Linked DNA regions of Homo sapiens: region 2 is linked to region 1. The links are chromatin contacts, found by Hi-C in ENCODE. All regions are on one chromosome and are shown on one strand. The core of a region is the stretch at or near the end of the contact, and the rest is flanking DNA. Distances in the headings are between cores, read along the strand shown.

Region 1 (7,352 bases), core at 1-2,500:
CCTCAGGACACACCAAGGAGCAGAAGGTAGCCAGGGTCAAGCCCCAGGGCACTTCCTGGCCTCTGGGGAGGCTGCTTGGAAAAGAGGGTGTGGACCAGGCCCAGCAGATGACACGATTCATTTATTCATTCAAAGCCGGTTCCCAGCGCCTTTCACACCAGCCCCGCAGGACTGGATGAGGGTGTCCTGCCCGCCCATTCCTGGGCCTCCACCCTCCCAGCAGGAGTCTCACTGAGCCACAGCCGGATGGTAGAAAAGCAAACTGGCCAAGTGATTTATTTGCAATGGGCACAGTGATGCAAAAACAAGATATTAAGACTATAAAATATGTGACTACAAAGAACCAGCGAAATAAATACATAGATATTAGATAGTCCAATAACTTAAGGCGCCCGTGCAACGGAGCGAGGATCCGCGCGCACGGGAAGTTCTTCTGCTGCAGGGCTGGAGAGCGCCGGCCACGTCCTAGCCTCGGTCCGACTCGTCCAGCGTATGGCCCTGTGGGGAAAGGACTGGGTCAGAGAGCTGTGCCAGGGCCGGTCCGGGTCCAGCCTGAGGGGCCCCGAGACCCTGACGCGAGGGGGCCAGCGCGATTGCGGGGCGCCGGGTCCCCCAAGGAGGTGCAGCGCCCCCGCCCCGCCGTCTGGGGTTGAAGTGGTTTTTCCCAAAGGCCCCGGTCCCGGCTGTTAGGGCGCAGGGCTCGCCGGGACGCGGGCAGTCACTCACCGCGGCGGGCTCATGGCGTGCGGGGTTTGGGCTGCGGGGATGGCCTGGAGGGCTCCGAGGGCTCGGAGGGTGCGGCGGCCGCGGCAGCCACGGCGTCCTCGGCGGGTGCGGCGGGTGCGGTGCGTTCCTGGCGGCTGCGAAAGTCCTGCAGGGCGCGGCGGTTCTGGAAATCGATGAGCGCCAGCGCGATGGCCGCGTTCCAGCAGCTCTCGCCCGCGCAGCGGAAGTCGATCTCCTTGTGGTCGGTGGTGACGATGGTGAAGTACACGTACTTGCCCGTGCGCTCCACGCAGTCCACCTTGAGGATGGAGTGGAAGCGCAGCTCCTTGGGGCGCGCGCGGGGGCTGGCGGGGAACAGGCTCAGGCGGTCGGAGGTGAGCACCCCGCGCTTCTTCTTCCATAGCTGGAAGAGGCTGTCGCTGCGCTTCTCCAACTCGCCCTCGCGTAGCACCTCGTCGGGGGATTTCATGTCGTGCCGAGCGCGGGACTGGGAGCGGCAATGCGGGCGGTGACGGCGCCGGCTCTGCTCCTCGTGGCCCCGGCGCGGCCTTTATAGCTGCCCCTCCCCGCCCCGCCCCTCCCCGCCCCGCCCCGGCCCTCGGGCCACCCCGCCCGCCTGAGCCCCGCGCGCCCCGGGCCATACCCTCCCCAAGCCCAGCCGTCCGGGCCCGCACCGTCGCGTCCGCGCTCTGGTCGGTCCCCGGCCGTCCCCTCCCATCTCAGAAGCCCGCGCTCCTCTTGCCCCCCGTGCCCCAGCTGTCCGGCCCCGTGGGGTGACTCGAGGTCCCGCCCCGCCCGGGCGCTCGCCCGCACCGTCTCGCAGGCCGGCCCCGCGGAAGAATGCGCTGCAGCCAGCCCTGCCCGCGATGACTCACGCCGGGGAGCCCCGGGAAGCACCCGCGGGCCCGGGGCCGGCCCACCGTGGGGAGACAGCCGGGACCAGACCTTCACCCTCCAGGCGCCCCAAGTCCAGCCCTGCCGCTCTCGGGCTCCCGGGGCAGAAGGAGGGTCGAGGCCCCCTTCCTTACTCCCGAGCCCTGGCCGTTCCGTCCTGTTCGGGGGCCTTTCCCAGGGCCGCCCAGAGACCCTCTCCGAAAGTGGCCCTGCCCTAGCGGACCGAGCTCCTATCTTGCCACCCACGGGCTGCGCCAAGAACGACCACCTCTCTTAGCCTCGGTTTTCGCTTCTGTGAAATGGGAACAGTAACCTTTGCTGGATTAGGGAACACGTGGAAAGGGCTAGACCAGCAACCCATAGAGCTCAGAAAATGGAAGGGGAAGAGGAAGCCCGTTCTCCTCCCTGCGCCCTCGTAGTGTCCCGAACTGGGGTACGGACTGCTCCGACCGCGCCCCCACGACCCGGACCGGAGAGAGGTCCCAGGAGCTGAGGGGTTCGGGCTGGGCCGCGACGCCCGCTCTCTGGGATCAGCCTGGGGGCGAGGGTCGGCGGGGGCGGCTGAGTCATCGCTTTCCAGCTGGGCAGACGGGCGGTTTTATTTACCCTCTTCCTTTAAAGGGTTTAATAGACAGGAAGCGAAAGCCGGCTCTTCCCGGGTTCCCAGGGGTGGGGGTGGAGCCGGCCGAGAGGACCCCAGAGACCCCGGCTACTACTCCACGTCTCCCACCTTCCCGCACCCCTGCCCCCTAGCTGCGCCCTGGGGTGGTTACAGCAGGAAGTCCCAACTCTGGGGTCAGAATTGGCCTCAATGACGGGGCTCACGCAAAATGAAAACGAGAGTCCCCTGATTCAAAATGTATTTAAAATGTCAAGACAGTGGCAGCAGAGCGTAAAACCCAGACCTGGGACCAGCCCTACCTCCACCTGCCCTTCAGGGTCACTGTAAAGGATAAAGAGACGTCCGGCTCAGAGGAGCGCCCCAGACCCGGTTCTGTGAATGGCATGCAGGTAGCAGCTGCCCGGTGGTCCCACCGGTGTGGCCAGAGGACCTGGCAGTGGGCAGGGATGTGGTGTGGAGGGGCAGTGCCGGCAGAGGGCAGGGTTGGGCTGTGCCAGGGTTCTGGCCTGGGAGTGAGACACCTGCCTGGGGCCGGCGGGTCAACACTGCCCCCTACCTGACACCTGTCCTTGCAGCAGGGCTGGGATCCTGTGGTGAGGGAGCAGCAGGTAGGGTGGGTGGGTGAGGGGAGGTCAGCCTTTGGCGGGGAGAGGGGATTCGAGCATTGTTCCGGAGAGGCTGCAGGAAGGATTCGGACTCTGGTGTCCCTTCTTTTGCTTCCAGAGGGCCCTGGGCTGCCGGACAGTGGGACCTGGGCAAGAGGCACCTCTGGGCAGTGGGAGACCAGGAGAAGCGGCCGGGGGCAGAGCGCTCTGTCACTGCGCCAGCCCACAGGTGCCTGGAACACCTCCAGGCCCACCAGCCTGCCTACCCCATTGAGGGGCCAGCCAGTGGAACTTCGGCTCCAGGCAAATCCCCCGACACTCGTGGTTGCTTAAGCACCTACTGTGTGCCTGCAGGCCTGGCTGGTGCTGGGACCCCAGAGGAGGGGAGAGGAATCCCTCTAAACCCCAGGGGCACAGCAGGTACATGAGGATGGGGATAGGGGTCGGGGGTACTGGAGGCCAGGAGGACAGCTTGGAGGACTCTGTGGGGAGGGCGTGCCCTCGAAGATTCCAAGGAGACCTTGAAGGGCCAGTGGTGCCCGTATGCCACCACTGTGCCCAGCCTCCACCTAACCCAGAGAACTCCCCAAAGTGGGCACTCCAGCCCCTGTTCCACAGAAGAGGAAACTGGTTCAGGATGGAGAGGGCCTTGGGGAAGGGACAGAGAACAGGCAGGAGCAGATAAGGGGCTGAGAGAAATGAGGGGGAGGAAGAGGGTTTGGAAACCAGGTGAGGCCAGGTGAGGTGTGCTCCCCCAGCCCCGCCCAGCTCCTCTCTTTGCCTGTACCCCAGTGGCCCTCTCAAGGGAGGCTGGGAAACTCACTCCCCTGGGGGCAGGACTTACAACCCAGGGGTGATGCTCTGACAGGTGGGGCAGGAGCTGGGAGGCCAGGGGGCAGGGTGTGCAGCCGAGATTCAGAGGCCCTGCCCTCCCTAGGGGATTTCCTGCCCACTCAGCCCCTCTCTGCTATTCCCCTCATGGACACTGTGAAGACCTGGGGGGTATGGGGGTGGATGGCCCTTTAGGGGCTGCTGGAAATCAGGTCTGAGCCCTGGAGGCCAGGCCTCCCCAGGCAGCTTCTCTGCCCACAGTCCCTGCCCCAGGGGCTCAGTTGTAGTGGCCCTGGCCTCCCCAGCAGCTGCTAGACACCCTGGGCCCCTGCTCGGCCAAACCAGCCTGAACCTGGTTGCCAATGTGGGGGCTGGAGGGAGCCGACTCCCAAGCCTTACCAGCCCTGGACCAGCAGGTGACTTCAGGAGCCCCCAGGGTGTCTTTATGGACATGGGCAAAAATAAACCACGGCCTTAGGAGGTGAGAGGGGCTTGGAGGACACCATGCCAACTTGGCAGGTACTTGCACACAGGGGCTGCCCCATCCTCTCTGCGTCCACCATCCACCCGAGGGGCTTTACCACCACCACTAACTCACACTGCCGTCTGCCCCTCTGAGCCACCCGCCCTCTGCCAGCCCCCGCTCGGCCTCCCTTGCCTGAGGCCTGAGCCTCACCGCCTCACCTGGTCCCACCTGGGGCTGAGCGGTGCCCCCAGGAGAAGCACTGGCCCCAAGCTGCAGATGCAGAAAGGGTGGCTCAGAGAGGTGCAGTGACTTGTCAAGGTCACCTTTCCAAGGAGGGACCCTATCTCTATCCCCCAGAGCAGGCCTGCCTGAGGGTCCCCTCTGGAGGATGAGGGCTGTGACACTCACTTCCTGGGATGTGGGGGAGGGATGTTGAGGCAGAAGAGTGCTGACACAGGGACCCCACATGAGGGTCTTTTGAGGAATGCCCCTCCTAGAGCCATTTGATAGCCAAGAGCCTGGGAGCTTCTCCAGCACAGCACAGAGATTGGAACCCGGCGTGGATTCGGCCACACCCCATGGGACCTGCTTCTACGAGGGTTCTGGACCACTCACGTGCTGGAGGCGGAGGAACCACCTGCCGGAGAGATGCCAGGGCCAGGCACCGGCAGGAGAGTCCGTGTGGCCCTGCCCCGTGCTAGTTCTGTGCGGTCATTTCTCCCTGTTGAGACTGCTTTCTTGGGTTTGCAGGGAACACTGGGTGGGGGTTTCAGAGAGGTGGTGACTCACCCAGGTTACACAGTGGCCAGTGCGGCCACATCCACAGCTTCCCCGATTCTGTGGCACCCTGTGGCTCGGGGCAGGAAACAGCCCTGATGTTCTGTGACTGCTTCTCAGGATGGGGAGGGGGCTCTGCCTCGAGTTGGTGGTGTCAGGCAGCATCAGTCCAAACCGGGTTTACTGATATTTATCTGAGGGGCCACATCCAGGATTCATGCAGAGCCTGAGCCAAGGGCCCCCACCCCTGGGCAGGCATTGTACAGTCTGGGTGCCCAAACATCTGGCCTGGGACACTGGCTGCCCTGTCCAGCTGCCTGGACCCTTGGCACCGGAGCCCAGCTGTGTGAGGCTGTCAGCAGCTGGAGTAGGATGCGGGCACCTCTCCGAAACTCCCTGAGTGAGGTCACTTCCTTACGGTGACGAGGCCGGGCCCTCCAGGCACTTGCCCAACGAGCCTGGCCATCCTGCCAGCCTGTGAGGAAGCTGCGTGTCACAGGGCCCGGCCCAGTGCCTGGGGCTTGACACCACCCTCTTGTGGGAGGGGTTGCTCAGAGAGAGCCCTGCAGAAAGGCCCACTGCTCCTCAGTCAGGAAGGCCCACCCCTAGCTCCTCTCACCCCCTCCAGGAAGCCCTCTCAGATTGCCAGGGCGCACTCTAAGGCCTGCCTCCTGCCAACCACATACTGCTAGGCCATGGGTCTCCAAGCCTCCGCCCACCTGAGCCTGGGGAGGCTGGGGGAAGACCTAAGCTGCCTGGAGCTGCAGCACCTGAGCAGTGCACTGGTGCCACCTCACCTGAGCCCAACATGGCCCATGTGCCAGGGCCTGTGACTCAGGCTTGCCCTCTATCTGTCTCCTCCCAGCTGCAGCCTGAGGAAAGTGAGAGGCCCCGTGGCATGACCCACCTGGTTTTCAGACACTTGCTGTCAGCCTGATCTTGGCCTTGGAGGGCTGTGTTCTCTGTTGCTGTGTCTCTTCCTGAGCTCTTCCACTGGAGCCTGACAGGCAGGTCCTACCTCACAAGATGTTGGGGATTGATTGAGAAACCAGGAACACCCTTCTCCTTGGCCCCTGATGAGCTCCTGTTTATCCCTCAGTACCCTGCTCAGAAGCTATTATCAGCTCCTTAAATGCAGTGATAATGTTTTATTCTTTGGGAGCCCCAGGGATCAGCCCAGGCACTCAGGAAATGGCTAAAAAAGCATCCTGAGGCCGGGCTCGGTGGCTGACGCCTATGATCCCAGCAAGTTGGGAGGCCGAGGTGAGCAGATTGCTTGAGCCCAGAAGTTTGAGACCAGCCTGGACAACACAGCAAGACCCCCCCATCTCTACAAAAAAAAAAATAAAAATTAGCCAGGCATGGTGGCATGTGCACTATAGTCCCAACTACTTGGGAGGCTGAGTTGGGAGGATCACTTCAGCCCAGGCGGTCGAGGCTGCAGTGAGCCGTGATTACTCCACTGCACTGCAGCCTGGGTGACAGAGCAAGACCCTGTCTCAAAAAATAAAGGCATCCACGTCATTGTCCAAAAGACCCCCTCTGCACTGACTACTGAACGTGCAGACTGTTGGCGTGTGTATGAGACCAGACAGCCCCTTGCTGCCTCGGGTGAGACTGGCAGTCAGGCGTGCCAAGATGAGGGGGCCCCGTGGGGCAGAGTGGGGCCTCCGTCGGGCTCCATCAGGCTGGTGTCACCTCCACAGGGCTGCTTGTGGGTGGTTATGGAGCCTCCAGAGGTTGGGAGATGGGGCCAGGACACAGGGAGCTCAGGAAAGGGCCCTCCCAGCAGTCACTCGCAGATGGAAAACAAGAGCAGCCAACATGACCGCCCTGCACCTGGCTTGTGGGGATGTCTCCAGAAGCTTGAAGGAGTGAACCAATGAACAAAGGAACAAACAAAATACAGGAAGGGAGAGAGGGAGGACTGAGGTGGCCCCATGCCCTGCACAGGGCTCAGATTGCAGAATCGCTGGGGCAGCCTTCTCACAGCGCAGATGCTCACCCTCCTGGCCTGAACTTCTCATTCCGCCGGTCTGGGGGAGCCCTGGCAGGTGTATTGTCATTAATTATTTCCAACGTTAAAAAATTACCAAAGATAGGCCAGGTGCTGTGACTTGTGCCAGTAATCCAGGGCTGCTTTGGGAGGACCAAGTGGGAGGATTACTTGAAAACAGGAGTTCAAGACCAGCCTGGGCAAGACAGCAAGACTCCATCTCTTAAAAAAAAAAAAAAAAAGTCCAGGCGCGGTGGCTCACGCTTGTAATCCCAGCACTTTGGGAGGCCGAGGCGGGTGGATCACAAGGTCAGGAGATCAACACCGCAGTGAAACCCCGTCTCTACTAAAAATACAAAAAATTAGCCGGGTGTGGTGGCCAGCACCTGTAGTCCCAGCTACTCGGGAGGCTGAGACAGGAGAATGGCGTGAACC
Region 2 (6,703 bases), core at 2,902-5,401, 720 kb after region 1:
AAGTGATCCACCAGCCTCAGCCTCCCAAAGTGCTGGGATTACAGGAGTGAGCCACCGCGCGCAGGCTGAAATCTTGACTTTACCACCTATTAGCTGTGAGGCCTTGGGCAAGTGTCATAACTTTTCTGGACTTGAGGATACTTCCAACCTCACAGTTATTATGAAGACAGCATAAAGAGCATTACTTCTGTACAACCTAAAAGGGGTCATCCTGTCATTAGAAAGGTTCTTGCAGTCGGTGGGAGGTGGGACTAGATGACTATCAAGCACTTTTCCGGCTGTAAGATCTGGCAGGCAGGTGATGTGCAAATATTACACACAGCCAGTGTCCAGCTGCCTAACCCCCAGCCCCATTCTCCTCGGGCTCTCTTTCCCTCTCATCCAGCAGGAAGCCCTTGCAGGTAGGTGCTCAGCCACCACACCAAATCACTGTGAGCTCTGAGACGCCTGAGTCCTCCCCTGCTCTGTACCCACATTTGGGGTAGGGGTGGTGGGGAGGCCAAGCCTTGGTTGGGACGGGCTGCCAGGACTGCAGCACACAGGTAACCCAAGGAGGCTTTGCCGGGCTGTGCCTGCGCTGGGAGATGAGAGGTGGGGAGGAGAACGTTGGAGGCATCCAGAGAGGGATGGAGATGGGGGTTCTAGGAGACAGAATGGGAACTTGGGGCTCCCTGCAGAGATGGAGGTTCCTGAGAGGAAGAGAGTTAAGAGTGGAATCCTAGGGAAGAGTCCCTGGGAGAGGGATGTGAGGAGTCAGCCCCGGGTCCACTTCCTCAGGGTCTGTCCCTTAATGTCCCCCTTGGGGCTAGGAGATGGTTCCTGGAGTTACCTGCCAGGTGTGGAGGCCGAGGCTGCCGAGGGCGATCATCAAAGCCGCCAGCGCCATCCCTGGAGGAGACGTGAGGGCCAGGGGTCCGGGTGAGGGCGGGACCAGAGGTGCTGGAGTCCTGGTTTCGAGGGGCTGGAGGCAGATCTGGACCCTGTCTCCAGGCGCACGGGATCCCGGGTCCAGGATTAGGGCCCCGGCGGGGCGTGGGCGGGGCCTGGGAGTTTATTGCCCGCCCCCCGCCCCAAGTCTCCGCCCCCGACTCCCCACACCCCTTCCTCAGAGCCTCCAGTCTGGGGACCTTTCCGAGACTGTAAAGGCGGGGCCGCAGTTTGGCTCCGCCTGAGAGGGGAGGGCCGGGGGCGGAGGACCCACTTGAAGGCTGCGGAAGCCGCCAGCGGGAGGGAGCGCCGAGGGCTCTGGCGGGCGCTGCGCTGTCCCCGGAGGAGTCCGGAGTCCGGCTGAAAGCAAAGGTTCTCGAGGCTAACTGTAGCCCCCGCGCTGGTAACCCGACACCCCTTTCCCAGCGCCGCACGCGGGGCCGGGAGCGGGCGCGCCAGGGCAGGGACTGAGGAGCAATTCCCTTTCTCAAGGCCTGCGGGGTCTTTCTGCGGGACCCTCTTTGGCTGTGAGTGATGGGGAGGAAACTTGTGAGACTCGGCCTCTCCCTCAGGCGGGCCCTGACCCGGTCGGCCCCTGGTCCCCGGCCCACCAGGCCAGGGGCCCCGCGGGGGTCCCGCCGGCCGAGAGGTCGCCCCCGGAGCACTGCGATTTGCATACAGTTTGCATTTGGCCCACACCCTGGGCCACGTGCTCCAGCATCTGAGCAGCGCCCACTCCCTGCCTGCTCTGGGCCCTCTCCCCATTCGCCTTCAGTGGGGTTGGGCCAGAGACAGAGCCCTTGGTCGCAGATCCACAGGGTCCGGTCTCGCCCCTCCCCCAGACCGCTCTCGTGGCCGCTCAGACTCAGGTGACCCATGTTTGTAAACACTGGCCTTTCCCCCACCTCCTCTGGGCTTATCTATAAATAACCTGGCTCTGAGTTTTGGATGCCCCGTCAGAGGTCATGGGAGAAGGGGCCAGCGGAGGAATTGGTAACTCAGGGAAGAGCTTCCTAGCAGCCAGAGCCAGGAGGAGGTGGGGTTGTCACCCCTCCTTCCCCCAGCGGCCGGAGGGTCGCCGAAAGCTAGGATTTGAGAAATGCTGCCTGCTGGGGCTGAGGTGGGCACGAAAGATTAGAGCTACCCAAAGGAATCCATCCTGGTCTGGCTCATTAATTTTCCCCATCCCTGTCCCCCCATCCCCTCAGAGTGTCAGCCAAATAAAAAGTTTCCTCCACCTAGAATCCTGCTATCTCCCAGAATCCTTTCTGTAGACCAAACGGGAAGACATACGGTGGGTCCAGGCTTGGAGGAGGGTGGGGAGGGAGGTGCTTCTGAGTGCTTGTTAGAAAAACAGCTCCAGGGCAGGGCGCAGTGGCTCCCGCCTGTAATCCCAGCACTTTGGGAGGCTGAAGTGGGAGGATCACGAGGTCAGGAGTTCGGGACCAGCCTGGCCAACAAAGATTAGCCGGGCGTGGTGGCAGGGGCCTGTAATCCCAGCTACTTGGGTGGCTGAGGCAGGAGAATCGCCTGAAACCGGAAGGTGGAGATTGCAGTGAGCTGAGATGGAGCCACTGCACTCCAGCCTGGGCAAAAGGGCGAAACTCCATCTCAAAAAAAAAAAAAAAGAAAAAAGAAAGAAAGAAAGAAAAACAGCTCCAGGACAAGTTCTTTTGCCCCCTTCTATGAGTCTAGCCATCCCAAAGCCCTCCCAGATTCTAAAATAAGGAATCATCCTACCGTTTCCCATCATGGTGAAAAACAGCATTTGCCTATATATCCTGCCTGCCCACTCTCTGGAGGAAGTTGAGTGTTTGCAGTTGCTTGAAAAGATACCACCTGAGGACAGCTTGGCCTGCTGGGATGACCCGAGACCAGATGTATTGGAATCACTGCTTTGTCCCTCTCCACCCTCTGGCTTTGGGGGATTGCTTCTCCCATCCCAGGACCTGGAACCCAAAATAAGGCCCCAAGAGATGGATTCAAATCTAGTCATTGGGGGCCGGGTGCGGTGGCTCACACCTGTAATCCCAGCACTTTGGGAGGCCGAGGCAGGCGGATCACGAGGTCAAGAGATCGAGACCATCCTGGCCAACATGGTGAAACCCCATCTCTACTAAAAATACAAAAATTAGCTGGGCGTGGTGGCAGGCGCCTGTAGTCCCAGCTATTCAGGAGGCTGAGGCAGGAGAATCGCTTGAACCCGAGAGGCAGAGGTTACAGTGAGCCAAGATTGCGCCACTGCACTCCAGCCTGGTGACAGAGCGAGACTCCATCTAAAAAAAAAAACTAGTCATTGGGCAGGGATCCTAAGTATAGCATTAAGAAGTCCTGCAAGATCACTGGTAAGTCAGAGCTGGAACTGGGACTCAGAATACAGCCTCCTTAGTTCGAATCTCTCCTGGCACCTTAGCTAAGTCTCAGTGTTTGTGTGAAAGGTACAAAATCTAAGGAGACGCTCTCTGAGGTCGGGGTGCTGAAGCTTCCTCCTCTCTTCCTCCTCCTTGGCTGACCAGAGTACAGGACCACAGCCAGTGAGGAGGCAGTTGTCCCAGCCTGGATCCCCAGTGCTTCAGTCCACCTCCTCTCTGGCTTCAGGGATTCCCTTTTTTGTGGGAAATGTAGCAGGAAGAGCCTCAGACAAAACCCCTCAGATGCTGAGTTAAAGAAGGAAGGGGTTTATTCAGCTGGGAGCATCGGCAAGACTCCTGTCTCAAGAGCTGAGCTCCCTGAGTGAGCAATTCCTATCCCTTTTAAGGGCTCACAACTCTAAGGGGGTCCGCGTGAGAGCGTCGTGATCGATTGAGCAAGCAGCGGGTACGTGACTGGGGGATGCATACACCGGTAATTAGAAGGGAACAGAACAGGACAGGGATCTTCACAGTGCTTTTTTATACAAATAACCGATTAGGTCAGGGGTCAATCTTTAACTGCCAGGCCCAGGGTGTGGCGCTGGGCTGTCTGGCTGTCTGCTTGTGGATTTCATTTCTGCCTTTTAGTGTTTACTTTGGAGGCAGAAATCGGACATAAGACAATATGAGGTATGGTTTCCTCCCTTAGAAGAACACTGGGCAGGTCAGACTGGGCAGAGGCTGGTGTTCCTGAGCCCTGAGGAGACATCCAGAAATAGATGGGGGCGTGTCACGTTTCTGAGCAGCTGTGTGGGGGAGGTTCAAGGGGTGGGGACTAACAATATCAAAAAGAAACTTGTCCTCCCCTCTCCTGGTGGCCATGGTGGAGATCAGCAGCAGCTTCCCCACCCAGGACAAGGCCTAGGTAAGGAGTGCACCACTCTCCTCCTGGGTGCTGGGCAGGAAAAGTGGTTTTGAGGTGAAATTTGGGAGATGAACGGTGGAATTTTAGGAGTCATGAGAAAAAGTTTCCAGGAAACTTTGATGAAGTTTGGGATACCTAGGAAGGTTGGGAGCCATGGGAAGTTTGGGATTCCTGTGGGGAGATTTGGGGTCACATTCCCAGGAGGGTATGTTCAGCAAGGGCCTGGATGAGAAACTGATGACAGAATTGCTCCGAGCAGGATGAGAGGGAGGACAGAAGCGCAGCTCCCTTGGGCTAGAAAAGGAATTGCTCAGCATCCCCAGCTCCTTGGGCCCATGCCCACCCCATCCCTCCGGTTCCCACCACATCTCCCCTGACACTGGTCACCAAGGCCAGCCACCCACCTGCTCTGCAGTGGTCTACACTGTTAGCTGCGCTGAGAAAGTTCCTCAGACTCTCAGCAAACATGCTGGGGCCTCCCCAGTCCCTGGCCTTGGCATACATGGTCCCTGCCCTCAAGGAACTCACTGGCCAGAAGAGGAGCCAGGCACATATAAGGGCAGCACAGTGTGATAAGGACAGTGACAGAGGACAGCACAGGGTGATACCAGAGCCCAGAGGAGTCAGAGGGCTTCCTGGAGGAGGTGGCCCTCGGGTTAAGCCTTGAAGAGTAGGTATCCAGGAGAAGGGTGTCCCAAGGAGAGGGGCGATGTGTGCAGAGCCACAGGGAGGGTAACCACGGAGCCGCACCTGCGACGTTGTTCTGCACTACAGAAGCCAAGCAGGAGTGGCAGGTGCGAGCCTGCAGAGGGTGCAGAGGGCCAGGATAAGGACGCTGGCCTCTGTCCTTAGGGTATGGAGGGATGTTTTGTTTGTTTGTTTTGTTTTTTTTTTCTAGATGTGTTTGTATCTCTTCCCTCATGATTTTCATCTCTGCATTTTTACTCTATATTTTGAGATATTTCTTCCAGTCAGTTTTGGCACAGAGGGCTTTTAAGCATGTAAGGAACATGACCAGAGTCGCGCTTTAGAAACATTGCTCTCCCTGGGCAGGCAGGATATTGGGGCTGACTGTGGAGGCGGGGAGATCAGCGAGGAGGAAGGGGCAAACCTGAGCCAGGGCAGGGGGTGTGGATGTTGAAGGGAAGGAGAATCTAGGATGGACCCCTATCTCACCCAGCATTAGTTGGCAACTATGTGAATGTTTGACGAATGATTGACTGAATGGACACCCAGGGGACCATCATGGGTGACTGGGTGAATAATGGGGATGGTTTATCACGTGAGACTTGCCATGGCAAATTAACAGGAGCCACCCTGAGCTAGATTAAGCCTAAAGAGGATTTTATCACAAGGATACCAGGGTATCTCATGGAACCCAAGGACCAGATGCAAAGAGCCTCTAGAAAGCCAAGGAGGAGTGCGGCTCCACCTGACCTCTGGCTTCATCAATCAAGCAGCTCACCCTCTGCCTTTCAGCCTTCTCTTTCCCTTGCTCTGGGGATCTCATCTCTTCCCTGATTTCAATCACCTGTGACTCTCAGATGTCTCCTTGATTGTCCATTCTGCTACCTCTTGGACATCTGCTTCAGGGAGTTCACATTTCCCAAAGTGAACTCACCATTTCCCCTCCAAACCCGATCATTCATTCAATACATTTTTACTGAGCACCTGCTTTGTACTGGGACTACAATAATGAGCAAGATGAGCTTTTCAAGTCTACTCTGGTATAACATTGTGCCTATAGTAACAATAAGGCACTGTGCACTTAAACATGTGTAAAGAGGGTACATCTCACATTAAATGTTCTTGCTACATGAAAACCAAAAACAAAACAAAACAAAATAAAAATAAAAACAGGCCAGGCACGGTGGCTTATGCCTGTAATCCCAGCACTTTAGGAGGCCGAGGCGGGCAGCGGATCACCTGAGGTCAGGAATTTGAGACCAGCCTGACCAACGTGGAGAAACCCCATTTCTACTAAAAATATAAAATTAGCCAGGCATGATGGCACATGCCTGTAATCGCAACTACTGGGGAGGCTGAGGCGGAGAATTGCTTGAACCCGGGAGGCAGAGGTTGCAGTGAGTCGAGATTGCACCATTGCACTCCAGCCTGGGCAACGAGCAAAACTCCGTCTCAAAAAAAACAAAACAAAACAAAAAAAAAAACGAGGCTGGGTGCGGTGGCTCAGGCCTATAATCCCAGCACTTTGAAAGGCCTGGGCAGGTGGATCACCTGAGGTCAGGAGTTCCAGAACAGCTTGGTCAACATGGCAAAACCCCTTCTCAACTAAATACAAAAATTAGCTGGGCGTGCTTGTGGGCACCTGTAGTACCAGCTACTTGGGAAGTTGAGGTGGGAGAATCACTTGAACCCGGGAGGTAGAGGTTGAAGTGAGCCGAGATTGCACCACTGCACTCCAGCCTGGGCGACAGAGTGAGACCCTGTCTCAAAATAAATAAATAATATATAAATAAAAATAAAAATAAAATGAAAA

What was found. Hi-C counts contacts between places; a loop is a spot of excess contacts on that map.
Region 2: a map of endothelial cell of umbilical vein shows a loop between it and region 1 (5-fold over the local background). The contact joins the promoter of ART1 here to the promoter of PHLDA2 in region 1. A Hi-C loop is called at or near these places in 1 of 168 maps with a recorded cell type or tissue (endothelial cell of umbilical vein).

Annotation. Positions count from the first base shown.
Region 1 is chr11:2,928,170-2,935,521 of GRCh38, forward strand. It overlaps PHLDA2 (pleckstrin homology like domain family A member 2), which reads right to left and starts at 1,251. Exons shown (of 2, transcript NM_003311.4): 1 at 727-1,251; 2 at 104-498. The coding sequence starts at 1,195. The coding sequence ends at 737. RefSeq lists enhancers at 528-1,136, 1,137-1,746, 1,747-2,355, 5,370-5,982.
Region 2 is chr11:3,640,977-3,647,679 of GRCh38, forward strand. It overlaps ART1 (ADP-ribosyltransferase 1), which reads left to right and starts at 4,152. Exons shown (of 5, transcript NM_004314.3): 1 at 4,152-4,203. ART5 (ADP-ribosyltransferase 5) reads right to left here and starts at 1,016. Exons shown (of 4, transcript NM_053017.5): 1 at 830-1,016. The coding sequence starts at 886. RefSeq lists an enhancer at 723-1,436 and a silencer at 1,576-1,625.